Linked DNA regions of Mus musculus: region 1 is linked to region 2. The links are chromatin loops, found by intact Hi-C in ENCODE. Cell type or tissue: left cerebral cortex. All regions are shown on one strand.

Evidence for each region. A loop is a pair of places that touch in the nucleus more often than their neighbours do. Peaks named below come from ENCODE experiments on the same cell type or tissue, not always from the same donor. Only the 100,000 strongest peaks of a DNase experiment are listed, where the experiment ranks them.
Region 1: a loop joins it to region 2, with 10 times the contacts of the local background. A loop is called at or near these places in 5 of 42 quality-filtered maps.

The regions. Positions count from the first base shown.
Region 1 is chr3:26,153,030-26,155,529 of GRCm38, forward strand. It overlaps Nlgn1 (neuroligin 1), which reads right to left and starts at 957. Exons shown (of 6, transcript NM_001357096.1): 1 at 236-957. In left cerebral cortex, a CTCF peak has its summit at 987; DNase peaks (open chromatin) are centred at 103, 642 and 979; H3K4me3 peaks cover 1,037 bases; H3K27ac peaks cover 967 bases.
Region 2 is chr3:26,001,563-26,004,062 of GRCm38, forward strand. All of the region lies in intron 2 of Nlgn1 (neuroligin 1), which reads right to left. Among named protein-coding and RNA genes, the nearest start is that of Nlgn1, 150 kb to the right of the region's middle. In left cerebral cortex, a CTCF peak has its summit at 1,012 (motif pointing left); DNase peaks (open chromatin) are centred at 695, 1,015 and 1,862; H3K27ac peaks cover 1,466 bases.

The DNA of each region.
Region 1 (2,500 bases), 150 kb after region 2:
TTTTTTCCCCCCAAGGCAAAGTTGAGAGGCAGAAGGCTGCTTGGCTTCCCCACTGACGCCACAAAACCCAGGTTTTGAAGCTCGGTGCGAGCGGAGAGGTCGCGATGCCTGGGAGATGCGCGAGGTGGGCTTCCAGCCTGCTCGCCCCATTTCTCCGGCGCCGCGTCTGCAACCCCTTCCGCACAGTGATACCCAAACCCGCAGCCCTCTCCCGAGGAAAGAGGCACAAACTTACCCTCAGGAAGACACGTCCACCGAGGGAGCCCCCTCATCTTCCCCCAGTCCTCTTTCCATTATTCAAGGAGACAGTTTTACCAACACTTCCCGTCAAATTCAAGCCGAAACGGTCAAAGTATTTACCAGTTTGCAGATGCTTTCTTTTCAACCTCTGGAACTGGGTAATTCTTGTTTCAGAATTCAAGATGCTTCCTTTATTTATTTATTTTTTTTTTCTTTAAGCAGCCGCAACCCCAGATCCACCTCCCCCTCCCTCGTTATTCACCCACGGACACTTCCTAAACGTGTGGATTGATGCTTTTTTTCTCTCCAGATGCTGCCAGGATCCAGAATCCTGGAGAACCAAAGCCGCATCCGTGTAATTCCTACCATCAGGCAAGAAATACAAACGATCAAACAACGTTACTTCTTTGAGCTGCGATCAGATAATCCTACTAATCCAATAGATTTATCTCGATTGGAAATTGACCTCAAAGATGAATCCCCAGTGCTCGCGTCCAGTAGAACGATTCCGTAGCCCTATCCGGGTTACCGAAGGGCTGTGGTTTCTTTCTTTCCTTTCCTTTTCTTCTTTCCTTCCTGCCTTTTTTAATTTTTTAAAAATCTTTTTGGATTCTGGGTGCACTGCTCGCAAAAGAAAAAAAAGAAAGAAAGAAAAGAAAAAAATGCCGAGGACCCTGGTTTTCCCCTAATACAGGTTTCTACTCCAAATCGGTGCAGAATGAAAAATGATACAAAGGTACCCCTAGTGGCTCGCGGCGATATTGCAGGGAATTCACTTTTTTCCTCCATCCCCTCTTCACCTTTTCCACCCCCTTCTTGGTCCCCTGGCATCTAGGAATAACTTGCTGTTATAGTAACCAGGGTGCTGAACTCCAATCACTACGAGTAAAATGAAGCTGTCTACTAAACAGGTAGGATGGGTTTTGCCTTTTACTGGAAAACTGAAGGTCTTTTCGACATTTAAAGTTTTTCCCCAATAACATTTAGTAGCTAATATGTCAACTTAGGGAAGCACTATGATTTCAAGGAAATATATTTGTTTCCTAAACACCCATAGTTAGCAGTTAGCATGCACATGCGCTCACACACACACACACACACACACACACACACACAATTCTGTTCTTTTGAAATGTATTGTTTCAGAAAACCATTTAACCTTTTGTTTCCTTTGAATAAATATAATAAAGGATTATCTAGATAATATTTTATCATTTGGAATTTTAAAATATCTTCAATTAAATCTACTTTTTATCTGTGTGTATATGCATGCAGAAAGTTGCATGTGCAAGCACATATGCCAGGACCTATGTATGGAAGTCAGAGTATAACTTTCAGGAGTCTCTTCAGCTCCCTCTATTTAATGGACCCTGGGGACCTAAATCACACCTTCAGTTTGATGTCAAGCATTTTTACCCACTGAGCTATCTTGCCAGCTCTCATTTTGGAATGAGATTTATTTGGAATATATGTGTATGTTTATCATTTTACTCATAGATGTTCATGCACCTATGCACATGCTCCCTGTGTGTGCAGATGCCTAAGGAGGGCAGAAGTCATGCCCTAGAGCAAGAGAGATAGGCCTTTGAAAGCCATCCAGCAAGCATACTAAAATTTGGGTTATCTATAAAAGCAGTAAGCACCCTCATTGTGAAGCCATTTCTCCAACCCATTATCTTGGATTTTTTTATGTCTGCTCAGAAAAGCAGGCACAACGTCTGAGTGCAGAGAAAGGGCAACACCTGACCATCATGACCCAGGTTTCCTGGATGCTTTCTTGAAACCTTTAGAGTTCAGCGGCCTCTGCATCAGCACCAGGAGTTCTGAGAGATTCCAAAGAAAGGAATCAATGCTGTGAATTTCAGGCCTCTTTGGCAAAGCAGTATTCCGCATAGTCTCACAAACAGTGTCTATCAATAAGCCAGCAATCTTTTTAAAATGAAGATTCTAGGTCTTTAGGACTGAGATTCTCCAATTTTAACAAGCCCTCTGAGAACACTTTGATTATCAAGGGCCTGGTAAAATACAGAAGTTGGATTCTCTTTCATGCTGATGGGTTCTGTAGCTGCAAAAACTAGAAAATTTTTCTTAACTGACTAAATAATTAAGCCTTTAAGTGTGTGAACTGTTAAAGAGTCAGGAGACATTTCTTCTACCACTAGTTTTGCTGTTAATTGGCTATGTGACTTTGAGCAGTAACTTTGCCTATGGTTAATTTATCTATTAAAATTCAAAATAAATCAACAAATGCATATGTTCC
Region 2 (2,500 bases):
ATTACTTTAGGAATATAAAGTAGTTATCATCCTAACTAAAGTCAGAAATAAAATTGTTTGAATAAATCATAGTTTAGGACCTCACAGTATCGTAATTCTAAAGCTATCAATATAGTAAAACCAAATGTTATTTACTGAAACCACCAATAAACAAATTCTCTAAAGAAATATAATCATTTGCTGCTTCTTGGTAACTTCTGTCAGAATTTCAGACACACACAGTATGTTTAGATTTAAATAATTTAAACATAGTAGCAAAATATATTTGATACGTTCATGGAAAGAAGTGATATTTAATGGCCAGGACATATAGCATTGTCTGCTGCTGAAAATAAACTCATCCACTTGAGTTATTATATCTAAACAGAAAATGCAAAATTTTCCATTGAATTTGGCCAAATGTGCATCATTTCTGTTGGAATTCAACACAGAAATAACATTGACCTTCAGAAGCTGCTGTATTTGGGGCACTTAAAAGAAACAACGCTCTATTAAGAAGCATGGACAAGAAATGATCCAGGCACAGCATAGTGAGCTGGGGGCCACAAATATGTATAGTGGATTCAAGATGACCTTAGGAATCTCCTTGAATCCTGCCCAGGTGAGCTTGTGGTTCAAACAACTCTTACTGCAGAACCTAATATAGAAATAACTTGTTCCCACTCCCACCTCCCAGGTGCTCAGTTTGGAAGGGAAATAAGTGGACCTTCTGCCCATCATCATATTGGCCAACAGCTGCTGCAGAGCAGCAAGCAATGTGAGAGAGAAGGCTCAGAGTTGAGCACAGGAAAAGAAATTGAGCTGCTGAGCTCAGTGAGCAATCCCAAAGTCCTTAATAATGTGTAATCCAAAACGTAATCAACTCTACAGGAGAAAAAAGTTAAAACATCATTTCTGAAGTGCTTGAAATTAAAAACAAAACAAAACAAAAAAATAAATAAAAACAAAAGAAACAAACCACCAAAAAAAACCTCCATTCTAAATGCACTTGAAACTCAAGCACCACCTGCTGGTCCAAACTGGATCTTCCCACTCACTACAGGATTCCAATTTTATTGGCATTCAAATCAGACTATTCATCCCTCATTCACTCATTTTTTTTAGGATTAAGGCAAGCGTGCAACTGACTTTTAAAAGCAGATAGCTTAGTTTTGCTAAACTATGTAGCTAGTTTTGTATCCCCAGCTCCATAATTAAACAAAAATGCACACTAGTAAAATAATAACAATATTTTATCATTGAAAAAATAAGGTATTAATGTGAGATACCCAATAACGCAGACATATACCTTTCTAACAGGTGTTTCTCCAGCACCAGGAATGCTCTCATTAATTACCATTGCAAGTGTTTTTGTTCATTTTATAATTCTTCAATGAGAATATTTAAAACTTGCAACATCTTAATAAAAAAAAAAAAAAGCTGTGAAATACTCTCACCACAGACTAAACAAACATCCACCAGCAAGAGACACTATTAGATGGTGTTTGTAAAAATGACTCACTGAGATTTAGCTAGTTAGCTTTCCGAGGACTGCAACAACCAATATTATATTCTTTGTGAATGTGCCTTAGAATTAGGTCACTGAATCAATTTTGCATTTGTTTTATAAACAAGGCACTTTCTGTCAGTTTCGTGGAAAACTACTGTAAAAATATAAATAACCATTTTCCATATTACTATCCAAATATGTAGCCAATTATTTCATTAATCAAAATGCTCACCCCACTCAGGGTCTATGTTAAATTTCTCCTATTTATCAAAGGCAACTGTGTGCTGCACTTACAGACATGGCCTCAAAGCTTAACTGGTACCAGCATCTTAGGGCTACAGTAACAGTGTATCCTAGGCAACCAAGTCATGGCTAAAGCACCGCAGTGTTTGTTTAAAACGTGATGTGCAAAGCAATCAGAAGAGCTTCAATTCTAGGGAAATTCTTTTTCAATGTAAGCCTGAAATTAGAGTGCTGCTATTCGCACCGTTATAATTAAGAATGCGTCACCATGTTCATTATTTTCAAGGGTTTGTAACTGAGCTGTAAAAAATTAGTCATAGTAATTAAAAGACAGAAAACATTGAGTTATGCTAAGATACATTACTGGGGCATTTAAAATCTCAGAAAAAAAGGAGTTTTAAGCAAGTTAAATGTTGTAATATATTTACTAGGCCAAAGCAATATCATAATATTACATTGATAAGTTGGAAACATAATTCTAACTGTTTTTATTCTTTTCTTGCAAAACTATAGTATCAGCTATTATAGAATCATGATTAATTTTCAATTACTTCATTTTGTCTGTACTTCAGTAACTTTAATCTCTTGATTAATCTGTTAGCAATGTGTTAATCTGAAAATTATGTACAGATACTGTTGCAGGCATGCTTTAGTGATGTAAGATTGGAGATCTGTGCTGTTTTGCGCTGCTCTTCTATATTTAAATATATATCCTATGTATAAATATATAAACACTAAATTGTAGACACAGGATCTTGATTTGGTACA